Regions from separate parts of the Homo sapiens genome. Here region 2 is linked to region 1. Evidence: chromatin contacts called from ENCODE Hi-C or POLR2A ChIA-PET data. All regions are on one chromosome and are shown on one strand. Each heading gives the region's core, a stretch centred on a gene start or an enhancer-like site at or near the end of the contact. The rest is flanking DNA. Distances are from core to core; before and after follow the strand shown. Region 1 overlaps LOC105375977 (a long non-coding RNA gene). Region 2 holds the start of NFIB-AS1 (NFIB antisense RNA 1).

Region 1 (5,182 bases), core at 1,402-3,901:
TATTCTCTATATACCAAATCCTTATTTAGCATCTCTTTGGAAATCACTTTCTTTTTCAGCATCTTGGAATAACTAAATTTTTGTTTTTGATTACATCTCCATTACAACTAATCGAATGGTCTACTAACCAAATTTGCAAACTGTTCCTCTGTTTACTCTGAAGCATAAACTGATATCATCCACATCTAGAGCAGCCACTGGCGAAAATGTGACACCAATTTCTGTTAGAGATCATTTCATTTTTTATAAATGACGAGTTTGGGCACAGAGAGGTTAAATGACTTGTCTGTCACATAATTAAACAACAGAGCTGGGCTGGAATATAGATTTTTATTCTGTCAGTCAAAAGTTTCCTATGTACCATTTTGAGCACACCAACAGATGAATTCAAATCTATTTCACCAAGCATTGCTTCTCAACGGCATTACACAAATTTTAAAAAATTTTAAAAAAGAAATTAAGAAAAACAAGATCTATCCCAAAGTTCTAACACATCTACCATCTTCCTTTTTCTATATTCTCTTTCATACCCATAGTAGTTTCACAGTTATTATCGTAATTTTTGCATCCAGGTCCTTTTTCTCCTCCTCATTCTTCCATCTTCTTCTTTTTCTCTTTATCCTCCTTTTCTTTCTCCCTTTTCTCCTTTTACTCCCCCTACTCCCTTTGCCATCTTTTCCCTTTCCTTCCTCCTCCTCTTTTCCATGTACTTTTCCTCCTCCTCCTCAGGGATATCTTGTAGCAAACCTTCCAGGTTCCTCTTTTCATTGAACAAAAGGAGTAAGAGGATCTTTTTGTTTAATCAAAACAAGCCCTTTCTCTTGGATGACGATTCTGGGGAATGGTTGGACAAACCTGCATGTGATATTCAGAGATTTGAGGAGACAGGAGAAACAGATAAACTAACTCCTTTTTTCTGAGATTTGAATGGAGGTTGTGGGTTAGGTTAGCTACAACCAAGGCCTAATGAGTGTAAATGCCTACAATCTTATTTCTACATGGGTAAGGACAGAAAGAAGTATAACAGAGTAGAAACCAAATGACTATGCCTGGCCTGAGTAAAGGTGAGGAGAAAAGGGGGAACGGTGGTTATATATCAGGAAAGAACTAGTCCTGATCTTGTCTTGTGGCCTACAATGGGATTGTGAATATGGTTAAACAAAGAGTTAGATGTACAAGGAACTAGTATATTTGGGGTCTCAGGCTACTAATGAATGGGTTCTCTGAAGTGAGCATGACATCAGGGAATAGTCTTCGAGTGAAGAACTTGCTACTACAAAAAGGGCTCCAATCTGGCCTTCATGGTAAAGACCAGAACAGGGGGAGTATAGCTATATTCTGAGAACAATATTTACCTTCCTGCCACCAAGATATCCCATCAGAGTCCCTTCGGTGTTTGGCAATTTCCAATCAGCTCTGCTCCAGAAGCAGCACTAGTTCCCACAGCCTCCTTTTTCTCCTGGAGAAAATTTGGCTACATGATTTCCAATGAGCTTTCCCCCAAGAGAGCCACAATTCCACTTTGGCCCCTTTCTCCACCAATGTTGACTCATAAAGCAACCAAAACTGGAAATGTTCACTGTTCCACTACTCTGGAGCATCTTCATATGCTGTGGGATAGCTGGTAAGGTAATGAAAAGAATTTGGAAACCAAGGGCTCTCTCTGTTTTGCTAGACAGTTCCCATTGCCAGGTGTCACTGGTGAGCAAACATCACTTTGGTCCCTTTACAAGTTACTGGAGCTGACTTTCCCTCAGCCACTTTTCTTTGGGCATAGCCGGAAAAGACCATATTATATTCTGCAGCTAGCAACTTCCAGCAACAGGCAGCACATGGAGAAATGACTCAAGTAGACTAGATTCCTCCCATCTCTTAGCCCCCAGAGAGCATATTGCCAAATCTCTGGCAATATTTGGGAGGCAGTTGAGGACTTGGTGGATTAGCCTAAACTTTATGACATACCTGGCTACAGGGACCTGACAAGGGTACGTAAGTTGCATCCTAAACCATAAAATGGCGAACCTTAGCTAGGCTTGCCTTCTACTTCTTCACTTCCTCATGCATTATGGACATTTCCCATATTGCTACTTGGTTTTCTGTATTTGTTTATTGAATGATCTTTATAATTATAATTTGATTGCAGCATAATGATTCCCTTAAGAGGGTGTGCAATAATTTGTTAGGCATTCATTGATTGCTGGATATTTTGGTTTTTTCCAATGTTTCATGATTATAAATAATGTTGCAAAGATATGCCCATCGCTTCTTTTCTTATTTTAAATCATTTCCCTAGTGTGCATTCCCAAGAGTGGGATTACTGAGTCAAGTGTAAACATTTCAGTTAAAGAAATCCAAGGGGAAGAACACATTCTATACACTTGAAAAGTAAACTATGAATCTGGAAAATACCAGTTGACTGGGGCTGAATCTGCACCATTTGCATTAATTTAAAATGAAGGTAAACCTTCCTCTTCTATAACTAAGTCCTGTGAAATAGCATCAACCACATAGGCTCTACCAACACGCTGACCAAACAGACTTAACTGCAGGCCTGTGATACAGCACAACAGAAATTATCTCACCCTTGGGTTCAGTACAACATCCAATTGCATTATCATTTTCCCAGTAAATAGCGCTTGCCATCTCTAACTACAGCTGTGTGAAACCAACAGCGTCCACTTGGCGGGGAATCACATTCCAAAGTGTTACTCAAGTATTGTCCAGAAATAAAACTTAAATCATCTCTCCTGGCTGGCTGAGTGTAAGGTACTTTCTATTTACCAAAGGCTAAAATCATGCCTTTTAAGCAAACTTTGGCTTTAAGTATCAGTTTTCTGACAGGGGAGGGTATTTTTATGGCCTCAGAATGTAAGGTGAACTCACAAAACTCTTCCTTCTTCCTCTTCCCATGGTTTTTGGCATTCAGAATGTATTCCTGGAGCTCTACCTAAAGGCAAATTCCACAGTTGTCTTACCATCTCCCAAGGGAAACATATTTCACAATAGTTACACTAAGGTAATATTTGTTTCACATCAACAAAAATTTATTGAGTGTGTATGCAGCAAGGCATATAGGAAGAATATGGGCTTGACTATCGTACATACTTGCTGTGTATCCAAAGACATTTATGAAATTTTCCTAAATTCCAATGGCCTCATCTATTAAATGAAATGAACAATGCCACCTTCACGAAGTAATTGTGAGTTACAAATAATATAAATGAGAAAAGTGCTCAGTATACAATAAGCAGTCAATACATGTGAATTCTTTTTCCTGGGTCCTAAATGGAATACTGAAATGAAAGACACAGTTTCTGTTCTCAAAGCCTACAGAATAGCAGATGAGCACAAACATAGCTATGATACCAAACAGCCTGTGACAAGTATCATAAAACAAAAACAAAGTTTGGAGAGAAAGAACAAGGGGAGAGAGAGATGTCTACAGAGTGGTCTAGAGTCAGTACTAGATATGTTTTAGATAGCAAACTGAAAATAAGCATGGATCTGGACTCAGCGGTCATGGGTTTCACCGAGTAACCTAACTTCTTTGAGACTAAGTTTCTTCATCTGGAAATGAAAGAACTTAGATTCCCACTTTACAGAGATTGAAAAGCATAATTCTCTTTTGTAACTATAACATTATTTGTATTTTGTTAGTTATTTTAATAATGAGAACTCCAAATTTAAGTATCTGGATGGCTAGGTGCGGTGGCTCACACCTGTAATCCCAGCACTTTGGGAAGCCAAGGTGGGCGGATCATCTGAGGTTAGGAGTTCAAAACCAGCCTGGCCAACATAGTGAAACCCAAACTCTATTAAAAATACAAAAATTAGCTTGGTAGTGGCCCATGCCTGTAATCCCAGCTACTCAGGAGGCTGAGGCACGAGAATCTCTTGAACCCGGGAGGCAGAGGTTTCAGTGAGCTGAGATCGTGCCTGGGCAACAGAGTGAGAATCTGTCTCAAAAAAAAAAAAAAAAAAAAAAAAAAGTATCTGGGAATGCTTTAAGAAGGTGGTGGAATATGAAATAAATAAATTTTATAAAATGGGTTGGGTGTTGACCACATATTAGAAGAATCAGCTGAAGGAGCAGTTTAAGTAAAAGATCTTGGGTAAGAAAATGTACCATCGGATGAGTGAATGATTTAAATGGAAAAATACTGTAAAGTTACTTGAATCCATATGGGATATACTTCGTATGGATAGTTACCTGAGCATGCATTTGTGTGTTATTTGACATCAGGGGAAGCTCTTGACATTTTTTAAACGAGAAGTAAAGCCACTCTCGTCTCAAATTTTAGAAAATAATTCTCACAGTGGTAAAGAGACGGCACAATCCCCATCCTTTGTTGAAAAACCATGTATATTACACATCAAGGAGTCAGCAATTCAATTAAAGAGGTTAGTTTTAAACATCCTGTGGCCTGAATTATGGTCTCCAAAGATGTTTATATTCTGAGGCCCAGAACATGTCAATATGTTATCTCACAAGAAAAAAATAAGTAAAAGGAGGAAGGGGAGATTTTGCTGGTGTGATTAAGGATCTTCTGATGGAAATATTATTTTTGGATTATCCAGGTAATCACAAGCGTACAGATAACAGGCAGGCAGGAATGTGAAAATCAGAGAGAAGAGAGATGTGCACCAGAAGCTGGAGTAATGTGCTTTGAAGATGGAGGAAGGGACCATAAATCAAGGAATGCAGACAGCCTGTAGAAGCTGGGAAAGGCAAGGATGTGGATTCACTCGAGTCTCTAGAAGAAACGCAACCCCGCCAACACCTTGATTTGAGGACGTCTGACCTTCAGAATGAGAAAATGATACATTTGTGTTGTAAGCCACCCAGTTTGTGAAATATGTATCAACAATTGAAAACTAGTACATAGTCAAATACTCAATCTCTGTTTTTTTTAGCTTATCATTTTCAATCTCTGTCTCCAACCCACAAACCACATGCATCATAAATAAATTAAAATACCAAAACTTTTCTTCTAGAATTTTTTTGGGAATACAAATTCATATCATTGAACTAAATATTTTAGAACCCATAAAAAAGGTCAGATTTAATCTTTAAAAAAATCCAAGATCTGTGTGTAAGTGGTGCTTTTGCCTACTTGGTTTTGTCTCATCAACTAGACACTATTTGGAGCCAGGGAGTCACTGAATTGCCCATTGCAATGTA
Region 2 (4,840 bases), core at 103-2,602, 830 kb after region 1:
CCCCCCGCCCACATACACACACCGCCCCCCAAATCCAGTTTTCTGCTTGGGGTGGATGGGGACGAGGGGGAAGCAAAGGCCTCCCAGACAATGGAGGGAGGAAAAGTGAGCGCCTGGGGCTCCGAGTCTACCTAGCTGGGGGATCCGGGGGGCGCTGGGGCTACCGGGTCCTCGCGGGCCCATCCCCAGGGCGGGGCCGCCCCGCTTCCACGGGTACTGCTGGGGCGTTTCGAGGCTCGCCCCCGATTCCCCGGTCCTCTTTCCACCGCTTCCCAGCTCGTGATCTGTCCCCTCAACTTTAGCCCCTCTCACTCCCTCTGGTTTCTGTCCACCGTCCCCTCTTCCCTCCCCCAGCGGACCTGGAGGAACCAGTGACTTTTTCCTTCACCAAGTGGGAGTTATCCACATCAAGCATTTCACAACGACACATCAAGAAAAGTAGGCAGGTTCAAGTCAACCATGAAATGGTCACTTTTTAACCCCGTCCTGTCCTCATTAGGGAAATGCTCAAACACAGTCCGTTTTCAAAGAGCGCTCTTAATGAGGCGAGCTTGCCAAGTTTACCAGCTGCAGCCCCCGTAAACCCAGAGCCCAAAGAAGAAAGGCGCTGGGGGGTGGGGAGTTCGGGAGGCCGGGGACGGGGGCTGCTGGGACTAGGAAGACAGGTAAAGTCGGGGAGATCGCGCGGACCCCTGCGAGTTAACCCTTTCGGCCACACGCCCTGGGAGCGGCCTCCCTGCGGTCCCCGCCCCTGCCCCGGCAAATCCTGGAGTCAGCGTTCTGACAACGTTAATTTCCTTTGTGCGGGTCATTTCTTCTTTTTGAAAAGCTGGGATAAAGTTGGCAGTCTTTATGGATGAAAGAAATGAGGTGACAGGGTTAATCCAAGTAAATACTCATTTCTCTCAGAAATTTTAGGCAACCTCATCTTAGATTAAACACACACAGACACACACACACAGAGAAACCACCAGCACGAAAGCATCACTTTGTATTGCACATTACACTGCATCCCCTTTCTCACCCTCACCAGATTCTGAGGGGAGGGGGTGGGGAAGCTCTACTGATAATACCAGCTTTAACTACTGCAGTTTCCCTTTGAACAAATATTCAATTTAACTGGAGTTAATTTACCATAAAAGACATTCCCCTTGGCAGGAATGCACTAATATCCTTGAACACACCTCTTTGAATGCCTGGACTCTCATAGAAGCCATTATTTCGGGGTCTCTTTAAAAATCGAGCGCCCATCTCTCCTTCTCTCCCTCCCTCCCTTCTTCCCTCCCTCCTCACCACACCACCCCCAGTGAAATCCTGGCACCCAGAGAGCACTCCTTTCAGCCTGAGAGCCCAGAACCAGCCGTTGTCCCCTGGCAAAAAGAGGCCCAGGGCTGAGCCCTGGGCAAGTGTCTCCCGACATCGCTACCCCTCCTCCCTTTATTAGTTTCCCTTTCCCAACAGAAACCATTTCCTTCTGCCACCAAAACTAGGTTGCATCCAAAAGTTTTTCACAAGCTTAAAAAAGAAAAACGAAAAATTGACAAGTATTACACAGAAGAGCCCACAAAAGCTTCAGCAACACCAAGGGCGAAGAAGCAGCGTCAGATCCAGGTAAGACCCCAGAGAAGTGAAGACGTCTGGGGCCTCCCAGGCCCATCACTTAGGGGTTCAAATCTCTTTCAATTGCCCCACGTTTGAGGGTGCTTATGGCTGGTTGCACTTTGATGACCATAGAGGATGCTTGATAGTTTTTGGTTTTGATTTGTTTCCCAGAAAAAGGAAAATGAGATAGGAGTATGGTGAGGCGAGGAAAACCAAAAAGGAATGAAGAGTGAGCAACAGAGACTTCCTGAAAAAGAAGGTTTATGGGGGTGCTCAGTTTCTATGGCTTTGACTGTCTTCTCAGGCCTTGCAGCCATGTGGAGAATGGCTGACACCCCCCAAAACACTTCTTCTTGTCCAGCCAATGCCAAGGTCATTGCAGGCCTTCCCTGGAAGAACTCTAGGGAGTTGTTTGGAAAGAGGGACTGGTGGATTTCGGTGCATGGGATGCCTGGCTTCTCTTAACACAACACTTGTCCACCACCTTTGGTTTGAAAATCTCAATCTTTTAAATCCCAGGTAGAAGGAGGAACTGAGAAAGTGCCTGCATTGTATTCACTTTCCATTTTTTCTAGCACGTCTGTGTCGTGGTATTAAGAGTGGAAATATCTCTGAAAAGCTTCTGATAGTATCAAAATGGGCCAAACACTTCTTAAACTTTGGTACTTACCAATCCTAAACTCTTCATCTCTCCCTCCCACACTGAGAGGGTTAAAAGCACTGGTGTGACAGGCCACTTTCATTCACCCCAAAACCTGGCTGAGGAGGCAGAAAGAAGTGAATGATTCTCTCAGCAACAGGAAACTCTGTTATTTCAGTATTCTTAAAGATCTCCTCCCTAGATCTCCTTGCTGCCTTATAAGGGAAAAAAAAAAGTTTCCTTTCTAACTAACAGAAAGTTTATTGATTTCTAAATAGAATGCCAGTGCTTCAGCTCACTGGATTTTTCAAAACCCAGTTGTATATTTGAAATAAGCAACGCTACCACATTTGAGCCTTTCACTACGGATCTCCAGAGAGGAGCTTGACATCTCAAGTATCTAATATTGTTTTTCTTTTAACCTTTTCCTTCCTAAAGAAATTGCAGCGACAGGTTGCAAATCCTGGGCAGTTTCATGAAAGATTTCTTGGAACTTAACAAAGCTGTCATTTCCAATACACTCGATGCCTTTTTTTTTTTTTTTTTTTTTTTTTGGCTCTTGCATGTGGTTTGCAAGAAGGTTCAACTATTCTACACACCCTGGCTGCATCACCAATATCAATATTTAAAAACTAAATGCAAAAGAGACAGATGACCTCCTGACCCCAGAAAGCAGGCCTGCAAAACTGCAAGTATCTACTGCACCATGCCCTGGGATCTTTCCTTTTTCCAAATGAACCACAAAAATCATACATGTGTAGTCTGGAAAACACAAATTTATATCCACAAGGAGGAACACCAAAAATCCACTCATAAATGCATATATAAACAATCAAGAAGTATTGAAAGTGCCTGTACTTGATGAGAATTGCAAAATCAATTTTACCAGCTCAGGTAATCAAATTACCCAGCTCTTAAACTACTACTGAGTACTACTACTACTGTCTACTACTCTTAAACAAAAAACAAAATCATACCCAGCCCTTAACGTACTACTGTCAAATTAGGGTAGTAATTTTTTCCCCACCAGAGAATTCACAACTGGTTAGTTTCCCCACCCCCATTGCTAGCCCTTTGCACTGAAATGAATAAATAACCTTGGACCTTTTTCTCCTCCTCTGGGAGCTATTTGGTGTCCCCTGAGGACAAAAGTAAATGAGAAAAATGACGCTGTTAATAATGTCACTGCCGAAATGCCTCTACTCCACTGTTTAAAAAAAAAAAAAAAGCATCCCACTAAGTGTGTCTACATTTCTAGCATATTTACAAGTTATAATACAGTTCTGATCTCAACACCAACTGAGCCAGATTCCTCCACTAAGGTTATCCGGTTTTCACTTCTCAACAGAGATGAGGCCAGTGCATCAACAGAGATTCCCAACACTGTAAGACACTTGCTTCACAGATTACAAAGTCAGCAGTTGCCCTGTAACTTTTGCATGATGTATTTTAAACTTTGAAAATAGAGGTAATAGTTGCCTCACTTATCCACAATGTTACAAAGGTTCCATATACTCTCTCACACAGTGTCTCTTGTCTGCTGATATTGAGAGAGTTGCAGTTATTGCTCTTTTTCAAAATAGCTGACCTATAAAGTAAAACTATATGACCATTTTATTTCTACAGGTAAACTGGCTTCTATTACCCATATACACATGCCTTGTAACATAGGAAAACAGATGGGTTTTTAAGACAGGTATAGAAAGCTCTGTCCAAAATGGCTAAGTAGTCTTTACATTCTGTATTAAGTATAAAAAGTGCATGGCAGAGCAACTCAAACTTTCTGCACCCCTTTCTCTCATTTCTTCTTTGAAAACTGCATAACAATGCATAACAACAAAATTTCAAAGTCAAAGCAATGCATAACAACAGAATTGTGCATTTTAATTTTCAAATTAAAATTTAAGAAACAATTTTGTAATTACAAAGAAAAAACACAAACAATTGGGCCTAAACAAAATATATGTTCAGTAAACTTTATCTCTGAGTGTATCTGAAATTTTAACTACACAAGCCAATAAATTTCAAAGCAGTAATATTATCAAATTGTGTAATGTCAAAAACTCCAAAAACAAAGTTACAGATGTTCATGACATCACATTCACTCAAAATTATGCTGCTGTTCAGTCTGACCATATTAAAATTAAAGGGATGCCTATGTCTGCTAAAGAATAAAAATTTATTTTGGACCTCAAACAATGAAACCGTCACCATTTCTTGTATGGAACACTCAGCTAATCAATTTCCTATTAAAATAGCTTTCAACAATACTTGGCTTTAAAATTCATCAGGGCCAGTAAAAACGTTTTCCCAGTGCACAAGAATGCAGTCCCAACCACCGATGATAATTACTGTTCTAATAATTTTATTGCCAAAGTACTTTTTCCTGTGTTCCTCATCACTTAGGCAGGAATCTGTAGTATATTGCGTCAGTGAGTTGGAGTGCTTGACCTTTGCCCACATATGATTTAATAGGGACTTTTCAGCGCTAGAGCTTTCTCCATCTCTCATACCATTAAATGAAAACATCAAACCTCAAATGTAAAACTGGAAACCACAACGTTTTGTGTTTCACAAACTCTTTGCAGTTTTTACTTA

Evidence for each region. Hi-C counts contacts between places; a loop is a spot of excess contacts on that map. ChIA-PET counts read pairs that join two places held with the same protein, here RNA polymerase II (POLR2A). Pooled maps may share reads with other maps.
Region 2: a map of ascending aorta shows a loop between it and region 1 (4-fold over the local background). The contact joins the promoter of NFIB-AS1 here to the enhancer-like site in region 1. A Hi-C loop is called at or near these places in 1 of 168 maps with a recorded cell type or tissue (ascending aorta) and 3 of 50 pooled maps. POLR2A ChIA-PET finds 5 or more read pairs at or near these places in 1 of 52 experiments (MCF 10A).

What each region holds. Positions count from the first base shown.
Region 1 is chr9:13,482,525-13,487,706 of GRCh38, forward strand. LOC105375977 (a long non-coding RNA gene) reads left to right here. Exons shown (of 4, transcript XR_929484.3): 4 at 4,579-4,983. Among named protein-coding and RNA genes, the nearest start is that of LINC01235, 54 kb to the left of the region's middle. Within about 2 kb of position 2,652, at least 8 of the 41 ENCODE cell types and tissues checked have a DNase peak (open chromatin) inside an H3K27ac peak, as active enhancers do; they include ascending aorta, where a contact is called at or near this core.
Region 2 is chr9:14,315,735-14,320,574 of GRCh38, forward strand. NFIB-AS1 (NFIB antisense RNA 1) reads left to right here and starts at 1,353. Exons shown (of 2, transcript NR_186536.1): 1 at 1,353-1,611. It also overlaps a transcript of NFIB not described here.